Regions from separate parts of the Homo sapiens genome. Here regions 1 and 2 are each linked to region 3. Evidence: read pairs that join two places in POLR2A ChIA-PET (ENCODE). Cell type or tissue: GM12878. All regions are shown on one strand. Links, peaks and the distances in the headings refer to the core of each region. The heading gives the core; the rest is flanking DNA.

Region 1 (6,021 bases), core at 618-4,617, 86 kb after region 3:
GGATATAATGTTAAGTTCATTCATCTCACAGTAGGCATTCAAATAAGTGTTTGTTGAATGAATTGTAGTACCTTCAATATAAGTTGGTGGCATTGCATGAAAATGTATTTCAGCAAAAGCAGTTTTGCCAAAATTGAAGGTGCACAGTGGGCAACAGGATGTTGTTGTTTAGATAACCATCTTACTGCTAAGTGTGGTCTAAGGTTATATTTTGGAATATCTGGAGAATGAATGGGCTGTTAATTCTTAAACTGGTTATTCTTGAATGTTGATCTGTTAATAAATATTGGTAGCAGACCAGGCACGGTGGCTCACGCTTGTAATCCCAGCATGTTCAGAGGCCAAGGTGGGAGGATCACGTGAGGTCAGGAGTTCCAAGACCAGCCTGGCCAACATGGTGAAACTCCATCTCTACTCAAAATACAAAAATTAGCCAGGCGTGTTGATGCATGCCTGTAATCCCAGCTACTCAGGAGGCTGAGGCAGGAGAATCGCTTGAACTGGGAGGCAGAGGTTGCAGTGAGCCGAGATTGCGCCACTGCACTCCAGCCTGGGCCACAAACTGAGACTCCATCTCAAAAAGGAAAAAAAAAAAAAATATATATATATATATACACACACACACACACACATATATGTGTATATATATACATATATATGTATATATATACACACATACATACATACATACATATATAAAAGCAGCAGCCCAAAAATGTATTATGTTGCCAGCTAAATACAGACCTAGTTGTCTTAACAGCACTCATGGTGCATTCGTATTTTTATCAGAATGAAGGAACCTAATACCTAAATATAAGCCCATGTTTCCCCTTGTCCTGAGGCAGGCAGTGGAAGTTCCTAAAGGCAGGCCTAGAATCTTCCTCAGAAAATCCTTTTTAATCCACTCTAGGACATAAAGAAATGAGTAGTTGATTTCCTAAAGTTCTGTTCCTTGCAACTGAATTAATTCTAGCCTGAAACAAATTTAGGGCAAATATAACCAGATCTCTACCTCAGCCACACTAAAATCTTATTAAGGCACTCACAGAATATTAATATACTTCTTGATATAGTGTCTGTAATAAACTTCATGTGAAATGTACATCAAAGTGACCAAAACACCAAACTGGAATTTATACTTACACCCAATTTAAAGTTGAAGAATGTTGATGAGTTGTCATTCTAACTGACACTAATTAGCTGACAGGGTCAGTGGCCATCTGGACCTTACCCAGTTCAAGGCTAAACCATATCATTCACCTATAAAGCCTGCTGGTCTTAATATTTCTCTGTAGTAAGACAGCTCATGTGCAGCTTATCTAAAAATGATACCAGATCAAGTTTACTTGGGGAGAAATACTCTGTAGGTTTTTTTGTTTGTTTGTTTTTATGAGAAAAAAGCAGTATATACTAATGTGGAAAGATGTAGCGCGTCAAGCAGTGAGCCCATTACTTGGTGTAACAGGGCCAAGGGAAAACTTCCTCTGTGCCCCCTGAATCCTCGCTGAAAAATCCACTGACAAATAGCAGATTAATAGAAAAGGCATACAGATTTGTTAATGTGCACAAAAGTCTTACAAAATATAAGATCTCAAAAAAAAAAAATGGCCAGATGGCTGATGCTTTTATACCACCTTGAGGTTACAGAAAGAATGAGGGCTTGGAGTGTGGCAAGACAGGTTATGGTGGTAAATCAGGTTATGGTGGTGAGACAGATTATGAGAGAGAGAGAAGAGGAGGCCCAGCTAGCACAGGTGGTCCTGTCATGTAGATGAAACCTCACAGGTCGCAGCCCTGAGAGAGAATAGATGGAATATGTTTCTTTCTGACCTTCTAAGGTGTCAGACTCTCAATTAATCTTTCCTGTGTCTGGACAAGGTAGGGCCTCAGAGAAATGCCTCCACCTCATCAATGCATATTTTCTCTACAGATGCAAATCTGCCCCACACAGCTTCTCTCAGCTATTCTTGTATTTCCAGCCCTTCTGAAAACCATCTGAAATATGTCAGAGAAGTATATTTTTGGGTGAAATATTTTTGTTTCCTTCATAATTTTGCCAAGGCAGCAGGCATAAGCTGGAATTTGTGGTCACCCCACTCATGGAGTTTTTCTGTGAATCAAAAGAAACCTTGCCTGTAAAGCACCTAGCAGTGCCTGACAGTATGAGCTCAATCAAGCTTAACTATTATCATCATTTTAACCCCCTGGATGTTCTCAGCTGCTGAGTCAGAGACTGTTTCTTCCTGCCCAGGTTCTTAGTCTTTCTTTCTTAGTGTAGGTTCTATGTAAGTATCAATAATTGGACATTTGTTGACCTCCTACACCTTGACCCATAACTACTTCCTGTTCAGTCATAGTTGATGAAAAGACAAAAAAAAATAGCATATAATATGCTATAATTTAGATGGATTTTTTTTCTGTGATGGTAAATGGTTGTCTGTGATGAAAAAGCCATAGCTCAAGTCCTTCTGTTGATCATTTAAACATTGATTTCTTTTTCTTGTTTTGTTTTTTGTTTTTTTGTTTTGAGACTGAGTTTCATTCTTTTGCCCAGGGTGGAGTGAAGTGGTGTGATCTCAGTTCACTGCAACCTCCACCTCCCGGGTTCAAGCAGTTTTCTTACCTCAGCCCCCTGAGTAGCTGGGATTACAGGTGTGCGCCACCAGGCCCAGCTAGCTTTTGTATTTTTAGTAGAGACGGGGTTTCACCATGTTGTCCAGGCTGGTCTCGAACTTCTAACCTCAGGTGATCCACCAGCCTCAGCCTCCTGAAGTGCTAGGATTACAAGCATGAACCACCGCACCTGACCTAAACATTGATTTCAGTACCTAGACTTGCAAATAGCCAGGATACAATTTGGATGGAATGTATATTTATAACGTTATATTAACATCATATTATGTTACTGTATAGCAATAACAAGATTGTGAAGGCAGGTCAAGATGGAAGAGAATGAAGAGTAGTCTTCTGTGAAGATGCAGCGAACTGTTCTAGGTCCAACCTAGCAATCTGATGTCTATGCACTTAATAAATTACCAAATAAGCTAAGTTAAAGGCCTATAATTGAAAATAGTCCTGGATAGCTTTGGAGGCAGAGTCTTTTGCAAAGGCTTTATTTAAACAGCTTAAGTTTGCTGTCAGCTGTGCAGTGTGAGTAACTTTACCGGACCCCAGTCATAGTGGCATGGGATCTGCTAAGCCCAGGCCCTTTAAGCTTGTTGTATAAAGCTGGAAGATATGAATCTTCCCAGCTTGAGCTAATAGGTAAGGCCCTACTAACTCACTGTGCCCCATTTCTGTTTTGTGCAGCGGTGACCCATGGTCTGCTTCTAACAACCAAACAAGGCTTGATTTTAGCTAAGCTTGTTTGAGGCAGTGAGAAGTTCAAAGTCTTCTAATTACACAGAGAACTAGAAGAATGCTTGCTCTCCTTACCAGTCCTCCACCCTCCCCCACCATCTGATAGTACCTCATTCCTGCCTAAGGCTTTCCTGTCCCTGCTGCAGTTCTTGTCAGTTAGATGCTAAGAAAATGGACCAGCTAAAACTGGTTTGAAGTTGACCACTACTTTCTGCTACAGAAGATCCCTAGCTTACCAACGGTTTGACTTAATGATGGTTCAACTTAAGATTTTTCCACTTCATGATGGTACAAAGGCAGTATGATTTCAGTAGAAAGCATACTTCAAGTACCCATACAACCATTCTGTTTTTCACTCTCAGTACAGTATTCAGTAAGTTACTTGAAATATTCAGCACTTTATTACAAAACAGGCCTTTGTGTTAGATGATTTTGCCCAACTGTAGGCTAATGTACGTGTTCTGAGCACGTTTAAGGTAGGCTGGGCTAAACTATGATGTTCAGTAGGTTAGATGTATGAATATTAAACGCATTTTGAACTTGAGATTTTTCCACTTACCTGGGCTTATTGGGATATAACTCCATTGTAAGTCAAGGAGCAGCTGTATTTGAAAAAAGGGGAAAATCTTGCCTTAAAACATCCAGGATGGAGTTATAAATAGTTCTCAACTAATAACAAATTGAAATTGAGTTATATAACCCTTCATCCTGTCCCGCGGGGGGTTCTCAGCACCTATTCTCACTAACCCAGTCTCATGGGAGAGGCTCCGTAGCAGCTGTGCCTAGGGTTAAACCAAAGAGATGACTGGCAACCTTCCAATCCAGAATAGCGATATAATGCCAACAGAAAAAGTAAGAGAAGCTGGCAATCTGTGTAGCCCCAAGGGTAGAGATGTAGATAAAAATTCCTGCACATTTAACCTGCTGTCACCAGATTCTGAGAAGCAGAATATAACAAGTGTAGTTATTGTTATTCCATTCATAAGTGAATTTGAAAAACTCAATTTAAATTAATATATGTGTTTCCAAAACATGCCCACAGGGAAGGAGCAGTCTTCATGTTCCATTGACTCCAGAGACGTTCCCATTAAATGCATCACCAACCCTAGAGTTTAGGTCCTGCACATTGTTAGCTCTGCTGTGCGAAAACATGAATTAAAGCTTAAAAGATCATAGAAGTGAAACCATGTACTAGAAACTACCACAGGTGCGTTGGCAGGGGAAATATATGCAAAATACTACATCTAGTTTGTTGTGGAACTAATTAGGAAAAAGTTTTTCAGGAGCCAGTTGCCATAGCTATTCCTCTAAGTGTGACTGAGGTATGAGCAGTAAGTGTACGTTTTAATCTCTGCTAATGTGTCTTCCTCTGATGGCTGGAGAAATATGTCTCAAATACTGTATATGAATCTTCTAAAATCCAAGGCTTTTTTAAAATAAAAAAACCCCCAGGAAAGCCAACACATCAGACACCTGACCATATTTCAGAAGAGGAGTCTTAACCATGTTTCAGGGAGTCCACCACATCTAAAAGTCGCTGTGTTTTGGTCCTGCTGGGGAGCTGTCACCCACTGGGGCTGCCCTCCAGTGGAACAGTTTGCTAAACAGTTCGTTGGCCAGATTTATATGAGAACAGGGTGACATGTAACTAACCAGTCTCTACTTCATAGATTATCCTCCCCAGACCCCCCATTCTAATTGAGGCTTCCTTGGTACCAGTAACAGAGAAGGGAGTTTTAGTGAATGAAAGTACAGGAAACAAGAGTGGCAGCTAGAGTCAGGCTGTTAGTAGAGGGGCAAGTCTTTCAAATCCAGTAAGAAATTTTGAGTCATAGAGGTGGGAAACTACGAAGTTAAGATCATTATCAGTGTGACCTGAGCCCAGTCATTTGGTTAAGTTTCTTCCAGGAAGGATTATGACCTACCTCTTCATTATAGGATAGGATCCTCTGCTTTCCTAAAGAAAGGGATACAATTCATCAATGTTTTGGTACCCCCAGGGACATGAACAAGAAATTTTAAAAGGCCTTTTCCTTCACTTAAAAATCTGTCCAGTTCAGGACCTATTTAAAAGAACTACCTAGAGCCACTTGTACTTCCAGCCAAGATAGAGAAACAGAGACTGAATTACCATCCCACATGAAACAACTTTAAAAACAATAAAAAAAACATGTAAACCCTCATAACACAGCAGTTTTCAAGATATTTTTCATCAGACAACAAAGGACAGTATTCCTGAGAGTTGAGGAATAGTTTTCCCGTCATACTTATTTTCCCGTCAAACTATCTTAAGATAGTTTCCACTCATGGTGCAGAGAGAAAGATTTCTGAAGTTGAAGAGATGGAACTGAGAGTCCAAAGAGACGGCTAGAGGCAGCTAGAGTTAATAGAACAGAGTACAAAAGAAAAGAGAGCTGCAAAATGAAAAAACCCAGAGATCTACACAGAATCCTTGAACATTCATCCCAATTTTTTTGTTTGTTGTTTTTTGTTTGTTTGTTTTGAGTTGGAGTCTCACTCTGTCATCCAGGCTGGAGTGCAGTGGCACAATCTCGGCTCACTGCCACCTCCACCTCCCGGGTTCAAGAAATTCTGCCTCAGCCTCCTGGGTAGCTCGGATTACAGGCACCCACCACCACACCTGGCTAATTTTTGTATTTT
Region 2 (6,021 bases), core at 618-4,617, 100 kb after region 3:
GTGAGGGTGGAGGGCAAGAGTTCCCTCCAGGTCCTCTGATTTCCCCTGACCTTGTTCTAACTTCTCTGCCTGCCCCCAAGAAGCCAATATAGAAATTTATTTTCCCATGGCACATCAGTCCTTCATTTAAGTAGTATTAAGTGGAATTTTAAAAAGCCATGTACACCCCTGCCCAATTATCTGACATCTTAAAGACTTTTACTAAACTTCAGTTATAATTTATTTGAGTTATAAAGATTGATGGAGATGTATAGTTGGGATCCTCATCTTTAGTAGAGGTATACATCTTAATCTTCTTGCTTAGATTGTAAACTTCATGAGATCTGGAAATGACTTTCTTTTAATCCCTCCTGTTGCTTACTATATAATAAGTGTTCAGCAAATAGTCAAAAGCATCGTTCTTACAGGGAGGTGTAAAATCAGTAATTTTCTTAATAGTTATTGGTTTTATTGCTCAGTGTCTATTCCATACCAGACGTACATTTAGCCTGTAGCCATGTTCATTGAATGTTAAAAATGATGTTGCTGTACAAAATTTTTAATTCCATTACCAAGCCTATTTCCTATGTTGATTTTTGCCTTAAAGATAATGCAACTGCACTTGCATATGTCCTCCTAATTATGGCTAGTCTGTTTTGCTTTGCTCAGTTTTGCTTTGTTTTTAAGTTACTGGAGTTTGGCTAAAATTTCTAATTAATTACCTCTTTCTTTCCCATTCAAGACCTTTATCTCCAGAACTTTAGGAAATGGAGTACTGAAGTCATGGACATTGTTTTAGGTAGCATATTGTCAGGAACTAAAGGCGCTTTACTTGCCCTGTGACATCGCCTCCTGGTTCAAAAATCTGTGGTTTAAAAAAAAAAAAATCTGTGCATTCTATCTAATACGCCAGAAAGGTCCTTTGTATTCAGTTTCGCATGTAATTGCAGACTGAACTTTTAAAATTTAGCTTTATTATAAACAAATGCATCTCTTATATACCTCACCACTACAGTCTTTATTCTAGCTAGCCATTTAATTTTCTCTTCATACTTTGAATCAGTATAATCTGTCTATAGACTCCCTGATGCTTTGTTCCTATGATAAAGTTATTTATCTGAGAAACATTATTTTCTGTAGTGAAAGGCACTGAAAATCTGTAGCTTCCTCTAGCTGTTCTTTGAACTACTGTAGAGCACTTACATTTAAAAACTATTTAGGTAAAATTTAGTTAGAGATTTCATAGAGTTTTGTCTAATGGATACACTTCCCGAAGTGATCCTTGGGCCAAGCTGAATGGATTTGACTAGGGTCAGGACAGACTGCTTCCAAGATAATTTCTGTTTGTCATGACACATAGTTCACTTTTCCTAAATTGAATTGTCCTATTCCTAAGTGAATTACTTCACTCATCTGCCTAGTCCCTGAGAAGCATTTTGTTTTATAGATTTAGTCAATCAAAAACCCTAAATAACTCTTTTGGGGACAGGCAAATTTAAATACCTAAGAGAAATTTTGTTGATCATTGTAACCCTTTGTGTCTTGCTATGTTTATCCTGGTTACATATTTTATTTGTAGCCTTAATATAATGAAGAGACCTTTCCTTTTTTTTTTTTTTTTTTGCCTTGGACTCCTGGGCTCAAGTGATCCTCCCACTTCAGCCTCCCAAGTAGCTGGAACTACAGGCTCAAGATAACATGCCTAATTTTTTTTTTTTTTTTAATTTTCTGTAGAGATAGGGTCTCCTTAGTTTGCCCAGGCTGGTCTTGAACTCCTGGCCTCAAGTGATCCTCCTGCCTCAGCCTTTCAAAGTGCTGGGATTACAGGCATGAGCCACCACACCCAGCCTTTTTCTTCTATTATTTCATTATTATAGATCATATGAAGATTTCTTTGATTCCTTTTGTGCGCTTTTATGACATCTCAATAGAGTTAATTTGGAAGTGAGACAAGATAAAACTGGTAATTTTTTTTTTCATTCAGTGGTTATTAGAGTTTGCCATGTTTTCCTTCTCTACCAAAAATACTCTATTAATGGTTCTCAACCCTAGATGCAAAATACAGTTTTGTGAGGAGCTTTTAGCTGGGCCTAACTCCTGTGATTTCATTTAATTTGTCTGGGATTGGACCTGGGCTTTGTAATTTTTTTAAAGCTCTAATGGGAAGCCAAGAATTGAGAACCCTTGCGCTAAATCCTACTCTAGCCCAAGAGATTATTTTCCCGTATTCATCTCCTATTCTGGTACCTTAAAATGTTCCCATAAAATAAATTTTTTTTTTTGTAAATATTAATAGATAGAAACGGGGGTCTCGCTGTGTTGCCCAGGCTGGTCTTGAACTCCTGGTCCCAAGCCATCCTTCCACTTCAGCCTCCCAAAGTCCTGGGATTACAGGCGTGAGCTACCACATCTGGCCAAATAAAATTTTTCTGATTTGCTGTTTTCAGCTATGACTTGTTGTCCTCCTTCTCCCCCATCAGCCAAGTCAGTTCTCAACTATTAGCAACAACGAGAAAGAGTGAAAATGAGTACCTTAAACCCACAGGTGATGAGAAGTCCTTTTAGTCAATGGGTTTAAACCACCTCTTTTACCAAACCTATATTCAAGACCACAAATTTACCCAAATGGACTAATCTGGGTTTTTACTACCTCTTAATGTTCTCGGTGGTGGTTTGGATCCTGTCATCCAGATGGTTAACACCAGGAGGTAGTAGTTCACTTCAACAAATATTCCTGAGTGTCTGCTGTAATGAAAGGCACCATGAAGAGAACAAGGAGCTCATAATCTCGTTGGGAAAGAAAGACTCATAGGGCCTGGATAATCCATGTCCTACGTATAATCCGTAGAACTGTCTGCATTTTTGCAAGTTAATGTATATGAAGTGCATAGGCACAGTGCCTGGTGCATAATAAGTTATTAATCTGTCTGTTTTTCTCTTTCAGGCATCCAAACAATTGACTCTACCCAGGCTCTGTTCCTTCCAATTGGAGCATCTGTCTCTCTTTTAGTAATGTTCTTCTTCTTTGACTCAGTTCAAGTAGTTTTTACAATATGTACAGCAGGTAAATATGAGTTTCTCTGTCTAGTCTTAACATACTAAAAGGAAAATTTTTCACCTTTATCATTGTTCAAAAATTAAGATTTATATACCATGTCATGTAAGTTTTTCCTTATAAATCTTGGCTTCGCCTTCTCCGTCTCAACCACGCCACCCTTCCCCAACTCCTCCTTGAACCTCTTGATCCACGTCATCTGTTGAGACCTGCCCACACAATCTGAAAGAAAGGCTGGAGACGTCAAAGTGCAGGAATTCTATGACACCAGAGCAGTATTGCTGTGCTTTGGCTGTGGCGCTTTTTCTAGATTACCAGAAGGTTGAGCTTGGCATAGAGGCCATTGTCAGCCTCTACCCACGTTCTTGCAGGTAGAAACATGGATAGCTAATCAAAGTGATTGGACTGTCAGCTCTTTGATGTGTTTTCAAGCTAAGTATTGATGGAAATGTAAAAAAAAATCGGCAAAATGCTACAAGACTTGTTAGGAGGTCATCCCCTGGCCTGCTGTTTATCTTTTAGGAAACTTACCTATGCTTTCCCCTACTTCAAATCAGGTACTTTTTTTTAATAATGAAGAGATTTTTTGTGCAGTATTAAAGGAAGACATTTTTCTTCTCTAGTCAATTAACCGTATCCACTTGTCTAGTGTTTGGCGGAATGAAGTTTCTATAAGTCATGCCATTTTTCTTATAATTGTTTTAAAAAATTATACCTTTTCTTTCTCTAGTTCTTGCAACGATAGCTTTTGCTTTTCTTCTCCTCCCGATGTGCCAGTATTTAACAAGACCCTGCTCACCTCAGAACAAGTAAGGACTTGGGACTTTCCTCTTAAATTATAAACTTGTATATATTTTTCTGTCATATTTGATAGCATTATTAGGATTCTCAATTTCTGTTATTGGCTGGAGCACAGAAATGCCAAAAGACCAGGAAGTGACACATTTGATCTTTAAAGCCAGAAGCTAGTACTTCCTTTTGTACCTTCTCATGTCAGAGGAAATACAAACAAAACTTAGGAAGTCTGAGTCATTGTAATGTGCTTCCTACTTAGATCATTGAAAGATGAGCAGTTTTCTTTTGAAACGGTGCTTTCATTCCTTTACTGTGAGTTGATGAAATATGAGAATAGTGGTTGAACTCAAACGTTCTTCTTTGCCTTTGGTCTTCGGTGGCCTAGATATGCTACCTACTTGCGTTTAATCCTAGTGTTCACACCTTAACTCTGAAAGTCATTGCTGCACGGAAACAAAATTCTGTGCTAATGGAGATGCTGAACGCACTTAGGAAACCAGTCATTGGTGGCAGCTGATGCTCGCAGGAATTAGTGATAACCAAAAGATTTACAATCTTCTAAATAGAGTGATACCATCTTTGGTAAATGAGTTGAATTGTTGGCATTTCTTCATTTTGTTTTCCTCATAAGAATAGAATTTCCTCCATACTTATTAGCTTTTCCAGAGGTTAATATTATCACTTCAAACTTCTAAATGCCCATGTTGATAATTGGTCCCAAAAAGACATTATCAGTTGGTGCAGAAGTATATTCCTGTGAGCTTTCCATAGGTTTCTCCAAAAAAGGATTGGGTATTTTGGATTTCCAGCTATCTTGGTATTATCTGCTATTCTAATCCAGCCATCACGAAATACCAAAGGAGAATTTGGTTACTGAATAAAGTGTGCCCACTGTCCAATAAGTGTTGTGTGTTTTCCAGGATTTCCTTTGGTTGCTGTGGACGTTTCACTGCTGCTGAGTTGCTGTCATTCTCTCTGTCTGTCATGCTCGTCCTCATCTGGGTTCTCACTGGCCATTGGCTTCTCATGGATGGTGAGTGACTAATTTGTGACAAATTGTAATTTTACTTTATAGAGTTTTATAGATACTTTAGGATATTCACAGAGCTGTACAACCATCACTACAATAAACTTTTAGAGCATTTTCACACCCACCCCCGCCAAAACAAATGAGCGGTCATTCCCCTTACCCACCTCCCCAGCCCCAGGTATCCACTAGTCTCTACTTTCTGTTTCTATGGATTTCTCCATTCTGGACATTTTCCATAAATGGAATCATACATTATGTGGCCTTTTGTGTCTGACTTGTTTCACTTAGCATGTTTTCAAGGTTCATCTGTGTTGTAACCTGTATCAGCACTTCCTTTTTATGGCTGAATACTGTTCCATTGTATGGATACACTAATTTTATTTATTCGTTTACCGGTTGTTTCCACTTTTTAGGCTATTATGAATGATGCTTCTTTGAATATTAATGTACAAGTTTTTGTGCAGACTATGCTTTTTTATATAAATGGAAGCTTCGCACAATGGCTCATGCCTGTAATCCCAGCACATTGGGAGGCTGAGGCAGGAGGATCACTTGAGACCAAGAGTTCAAGACCAGTCTGGACAACATAGCAAGATCCCATTTCTACAAAAATAAAAATCATCTGGGCATGGTACACCTGCAGTCCCAGCTACTTGGGAGGCTGAGGCGGGAGGATCCCTTGAGCCCAGGAGTTCAAGATTACAGAGAGCTATGATCATGCTACTGCACTCCAGCCTCAGCAACAGAGTGAGACCCTGTCTCTTTAAAAAGTAACAATAAGGGCTGGGCATTGTGGTTCATGCCTGTAATGGGAGGCTGAGGCAGGCGGATCACAAGGTCAGGAGATCAAGACCATCCTGGCTAAAATGGCTAAAATGGTGAGACCCCGTCTCTACTAAAAATACAAAAAATTAGCTGGGAGTGGTGGTAGGCACCTGTAGTCCCAGCTACTCGGGAGGCTGAGGCAGGAGAACTCCGGAGGTGTGAACCCGGGAGGCGGAGCTTGCAGTGAGCCAAGATCGAGCCACTGCACTCCGGCCTGGGCAACAGAGCAAGACTCCGTCTCAAAAAAAAAAAAAAAAAAAAAAAAAAAAAAAAAAAACGTAACAATAAGGAGATGGGATTAGACTGTAATATAATGCATCATATTATGCTCTATATT
Region 3 (6,021 bases), core at 841-4,840:
CATATGGTTGAAGCCAAAGTCAAGGAGCCACAAAAATAAATCTTACGCCCATTAGTGGGAAGAACTGCAAAATCATATGGCTAAGGAATAGATCCTGGAAAGGATGAGGAATTAATGCCTCTAATGCAATCTACCACAGTTAAAGTTCCCTCTTCTGTTTCAATAGGGCTACTTATCGCTTTTTCATGCTCTTCTAAAATGAAGCATTTCATATAGGCACATTTCATAGAAGTCCCTTTCTGTGGCATTGTGTTTTTCATTCTGATGTTTATATTTTATAAATAGCTTTTGAAAGATATAATTCACGGGCCGGGTGTGGTGGCTCATGCCTGTAATCTCAGCATTTCCGGAGGCTGAGGTGGGCAGTTCACCCGAGGTCAGGGGTTCAAGACCAGCCTCGCCAACATGACGAAACCCCATCTCTACTAAAAATGCAAAAATTAGCCAGGTGAGGTGGCATGAACCTGTAATCCCAGCTATTTACTCGGGAGGCTGAGGCAGGAGAATCGCCTGAGCCCAGGAGGTGGAGGTTGCAGTGAGCTGAGATTGCACCCATTGTACTCCGCCCTGGGTGACAAAGCAAGACCCGGTCTCAAAAAATAAAATATAAGATATAATTCACATACTGTACAATTCAGTCATTTAAAGTGTACAATTAAGTAGTTTTTATTATATCTACAGAGTTGGGCAGTCGTCACCACAATCATTTTTATAACATTTTCTTCATCCCAAAAGAAACTGTACATATTAGCAGTTACTGCTCATTACCCTTCTCCCCAGCCCTTGGCAGCCACTAGTCTGCTTTTGGCCTCTACGGATTTGTTCTTTTTCTGTTAATCGAATGATACATAGCTTTTGTTTTGTTTCTGGCTGCTTGCACTTAGCACAGTGTTTTTAAGGCTCATCCATGTTGTAGCATGTGTCAATGCTTCATTCTCTTTATTGCCAAATAATTTTCCTTTTTTATACCACATTCAGCTTATGCACTCATTAGTTGACAGGCATTTGGGTAGTTTCCGCATTTTGGCTGCTATGAATAATGTGGGGCCAGGTGTGGTGGCTCATGCCTGTAATCCCAGCACTTTGAAAGGCTGAGGCAGGTGGATCACCTGAGATTAGGAGTTCGAGACCAGCCTGGCCAACGTGGTGAAACCCTGTCTCTACTAAAAATACGAAAATTAGCTGGGCGTGGTGGTGGACGCCTGTAATCCCAGCTACTCAGGAGGCTGAGGTAGGAGAATCACTTGAACGCAAGAGGCAGAGGTTGCAGTGAGCAGAGATGGTGCCACTGCACTCCAGCCTGGGCAACAGAGCAAGACTCTGTCTAAAAAAACCAAAAATAGTAATAGTTATGCGATGAACATTTGTATACAAGTTTTTGTGCAGATGTATGTTTTTATTTCTCTTGGGTGAATACTTTGGAGTAAAGTTGCTGGCTCATAGTTTCTGTTTTTAACATTTTGATAAACTGCCAAACAGCTTTCCAAAACGGCTGCACCATTTTACATTACCACCAGCAATGTGTGAGATTCTAATTTCTCCACGTCTTCACCAACACTTGTTATTGTCTTTTAAATTATAGCTATCCTAGTGAGTGTAAAGTCATATCTCATTGTGGTTTTATTTGTGTAGTGTTTATATTTAATTAAGGGTTTGTAGAGGAAAAAAGCAGTAGTTTAAAATGTTAGGTCTGATTGTTTTTAGAAGTGTACTACCAAAGTTGAACCTCTGTTTTAGTCAACTAAAAATCTTGTGTCAAGAACAAAAATTTAGTACACCTTTGGTTCACAGATTTTTCTTCAGGCTACTTCTTATTTCTTTTGCGTGCTGGAATAATTTAGAAAGAAATTAGCCTCAGATAATTGTTAAACTAGTTTCTTCCCTTTGGTTAAGTGATTAACCGAATTACTCTGGCAACCTGCTGCATCATCAGTAAGCTTGGGACTAGGAGTGGTTTCATGACTGAAGGTTTGGTGGGTGGAAGTGGCGGTGAGGGGTGCCTTGATGTGTCAGTTCTTTGCCAGGAGGATAATCACTGGAGGAGTTAGTTGTAAAATACTACCTTTTCTAGAGCTGCACTGCCCAATAGAAGTATAATATATGGTATATATGTAATGTAAAGTTTTCTGGTAGCCACATTAAAAAGTTTTTTTAAAAAGGTGATACTAATTTACATAAAAATACTTATTTCACGCCTGTAATCCCAGCACTTTGAGAGGCCGAGATGGGTGGATCATGAGGTCAGGAGTTCGAGACCAGCCTGGCCAGTATGGTGAAACCCCATCTCTACTAAAAATACAAAAATTAGCCGGGCGTGATGGTGGGAGGCTGAGGCACAAGAATTGCTTGAACCTGGGAGGCAGAGGTTGCAGTGAGCCGAGATCGTGCCACTGCATTCCAGCCTGGGTGACAGGGTAATTCTGTCTCAAAAAAAAAAAAATTATTATATCACTGATGGTATGTAATCAATATACAAATTAATGAGACATTTTAACTTTTTTTAGTACAAGATCTTCTCAATTCAGACTAGCCACATTTCAAGTGCTCAGTAGCTACATGTGGCTAGCAGCTCCCATATTGAACAGTGCGGTTCCAGAGGTGGTAAATACTTATGATCTAGATTTTTGCTCACATGTATGATCTGTGTGTCTTTAGGAAAAACAGATGAGTGTGTGATCAGTCTGTATTTCTAGTTCTTTAGTTTTATATTGTTACTGCCGGGTTTTCTTTCAGTGGGGAAGAGGGTGTTTAGAGGGTTTCAGAGAGGAAGCTCCTCATAGCTCAGATTTTTGGTTGCGAGCAGTTAAATTCACAGGAGGAAGAAAATTGCCTCCCTCCTCATTAGAGATGTACCAGATTCTATAGTTCTCAGCAAGTAAATCTGTTGGAACTGTTATCGTTTGGTCCTTGTTCTGATGGTTATAGGTGTTCAAGGTCTGCTTTGGCCTGTTGTGTATCAGTTATATACCACTTGTACTGCCTAACCACACAGCTCACTTGGTTAGACAGAGTAAGGTTGTGAATTTGATCTCTGTGTTTAATGAATGACTTTATGCCTTTTGGGGCTCTGCTATAGTAACTAAAATAGAATAAACCACATCCTTTTTCATCAGAAGTTTATAGTGTTAGAGACTGGGTGTCAAATGCCAGCAGATGTAATTAAGACAATTTAGAGACAAGGAGATTTCAGAGTGGGCTGTTGTATAGATTGTGTCTCCTAGTCAGTCAGTTGATTACTAGAAGGACTGAATTTGGAAAAAAAAATTTTTTTTTTTTTTGGCCGGGCGTGGTGGCTCACGCCTGTAATCCCAGCACTTGGGGAGGCTGAGACAGGCAGATCACCTGAGGTCATGAGTTCGAGACCAGCCTGACCAACATGGACAGGTTAAAAATACAAAATTAGCTGGGCATGGTGGCACATGCCTGTAATCCCAGCTACTCAGGAGTGTGAGGCAGGAGAATTGCTTGAACCCAGGAGGTGGAGGTTGCGGTGAGCTGAAATCGCGCCATTGCACTCCAGCCTGGGCAACAAGAGCAAAACTCTGTCTCAAAAAAAAAAAAAAAAAAAAAAGTTTTAATGTTTGAATGACTTTACTCACAGCTTACATTTTCTAATTTGGCTGAGTCCCCATCACTTTCTGTTTACTGTACACTGAATCTCTACCTCACTCATTTATGCTGTTTACCTAGCTCCTGGAGGCAATTGAGTTGTGATCCCTTAGTAACCATAGTTGTAGGTCATTGCCTCAAGGATGGTTGAAGATAGGGATAGCTGATCAGTGCTCCAGTGACAGAGGATTAAAAAAACAACTTTTTATGGGCACTTGCATGTTTAGATACAAATACTTTAACAGGATTTGACCATTGCATTATTACTGACTATTAGATGCCTTAAGGACATGTAGTTATTCTAAGTGGTACTCACATGCTTTTGAGTTGGAGTCCATAAATGGTATTCTGACCAAGAGAACAACGATCATGACTTAATTTACATGCTATACCCTGGCATTTGTGATAATATGGACCCAGGGCCCATTTGTGAGTTCACTGATTTGTTTGAATTTGAAGGCCATGTGAAATACTTATGTGTTGTAGGTCCCGTGCACAATTATGGAATTAAAGAACACCGTAAGTGGTACTATCTTTTTAATCAGTTTATTTGGTGGTTCTGTTGAGTTTTTGTATACATTATTATTTTGATAATTTCCAAATATTTTATACTTTGACACTTGTTCATTAGCTTCATTTTTGAAATGTGTCTGAAAGCCTTAGCCTTACTAAGAAAGAAATGTCTTTTAGTTGAGTTTGAAATGCTTTGATTTGTTGGTATTACAAAGTATTAATATAAGGGTTTTTTTGTTTGTTCCCAACTGAGTGCAGTCTGCAGTGATTAAGCTCCAAATTAGTTGGACCAGTAGGGGCGGAATTGGAAGCCTTACTTACACTAAATAATGCCATTCCTTTAGGGGATAAAATCTGGTTTAGACCTCTTTGGTAACAAAACAAGACCTTAACTGAAGTTATTTCTAGTATCTATTTATTGAATAGGTGTGACTTGTCACCCACTTCACACACCATTGTTACCTTTCTGAAAGCCAAAAAAAAAAAAAAACCCAAAAAAAAAACCCAAAAAAACTCTAGCCATAATTTTGAAACATCTCCAGCCATAAGGGTGTCAGATAAGGAATTATGAAACTGTAATACCATATTTTATTGGTGAAAATATTGAAAAGTGTAGATAAACACAAAAAGAATAGAAAAACTACCCACAATTCTACCAACACAGAGAGATCTTTCATTAAATTTGTTGCATATCTTTCAGGTTTAAAAAAAATCCATATATTGTGACAGTTGGTTTTTTTTTTTTTTTAAATTATACAAGTTGTTGAAACCCAGAAATCCCAAATAGAAGTAAAAAAAGAAAAATCCTAATTACCTAATATTTAACTTACTTAGAAAATTTATGGTAACATTTCATGTTACCCTTTTGGGCATTACATATAGGAACTGTAGATCATTTTTTACACAAAAGCAGGAACAGGTTTATACTGTGCTTTCATTTTTATGTGATATTTAATGTCTACAGAAGAATATATGATTTGTATGTGTAGCATAATGAACGCTCATGAACTTCACCAGTTAAAGAAACTATAGGATTACCAATGTTCTGGAAGCCCCCTTTGTACTCTCCTTTGTCCTTCCTCATGCCTCTGTCCCCTGTCCCCGTTTAGGTGTAACCACTGTCGTGAATTTTGTTTACCATCCCTTTGCTTTTTAAAAAAACTAGATTTACATCTGCATTTTTTTTTTTTTTTTTTTGAGACATAGTTTCGCTGTTGTTGCCCACGCTGGAGTGCAGTAGCGTGATCTCAGCTCACCACAACCTCCGCCTCCTGGGTTCAAGCGATTCGCCTGCCTCAGCCTCCTGAGTAGCTGGGATTAGAGGCATGCGCCACCACGCCCGGCTAATTTTGTATTTTTAATAGAGACAGGGTTTCTCCATGTTGATCAGGCTGGTCTTGAACTCCCAACCTCAGGTGATCCACCCACCTTGGCCTCCCAAAGTGTTGGTATTACAGGCATGAGCCACCACGCCCGGCTTACGTCTACATTTTAATGTTTTACTGTACAACATGTTTTGTTTTGCTTTTTTAAATAAGTTTATAAAGATGACATATATTGTCTTTTATAATTTGTTTTTTTCAGTCAATATTTTTTCTAAGATTTGTCCCAGTTGTTGCATTCCTTTCCAGTGCTGTATAATGTTCCATCCTGTGAATATATAATCACATTATTTATCTGTTCTGATAAATATTTAGTTTCCAGTTTGAGGCTATTTCAGAGGAGTCTTGTGAACATTCTTGTATATTTTCCTGGTATTTATGTTTCAGAGTTTTCTTAGGGTTTATATACCTGGGAGTAGAATCTACCATTATCTTTTATGGTGAGTGCTTTTTGTGTCCTAAGAAATTCTTCTCTAGCCTGAAGTCTTGAAGATAGTCTCCTATATGTTCCTCTAAA

What was found. Peaks named below come from ENCODE experiments on the same cell type or tissue, not always from the same donor. Only the 100,000 strongest peaks of a DNase experiment are listed, where the experiment ranks them.
Region 1: POLR2A ChIA-PET joins it to region 3 with 5 read pairs; 4 of 35 experiments call an interaction of 5 or more read pairs at or near these places.
Region 2: POLR2A ChIA-PET joins it to region 3 with 7 read pairs; 7 of 35 experiments call an interaction of 5 or more read pairs at or near these places.

The regions. Positions count from the first base shown.
Region 1 is chr12:120,797,009-120,803,029 of GRCh38, reverse strand. The region is part of intron 2 of SPPL3 (signal peptide peptidase like 3); the gene reads left to right. Among named protein-coding and RNA genes, the nearest start is that of ACADS, 74 kb to the right of the region's middle. In GM12878, for the core only: no CTCF peak of the experiment used is centred there; DNase peaks (open chromatin) are centred at 2,229, 3,557, 4,170 and 4,549; H3K4me3 peaks cover 1,150 bases; H3K27ac peaks cover 3,641 bases.
Region 2 is chr12:120,781,496-120,787,516 of GRCh38, reverse strand. It overlaps SPPL3 (signal peptide peptidase like 3), which reads left to right. Exons shown (of 11, transcript NM_139015.5): 4 at 2,924-3,043; 5 at 3,765-3,843; 6 at 4,750-4,862. Among named protein-coding and RNA genes, the nearest start is that of ACADS, 59 kb to the right of the region's middle. RefSeq lists an enhancer at 3,276-4,475. In GM12878, for the core only: no CTCF peak of the experiment used is centred there; no DNase peak of the experiment used is centred there.
Region 3 is chr12:120,883,400-120,889,420 of GRCh38, reverse strand. All of the region lies in intron 1 of SPPL3 (signal peptide peptidase like 3), which reads left to right. Among named protein-coding and RNA genes, the nearest start is that of SPPL3, 18 kb to the left of the region's middle. In GM12878, for the core only: no CTCF peak of the experiment used is centred there; a DNase peak (open chromatin) is centred at 2,960; H3K27ac peaks cover 1,685 bases.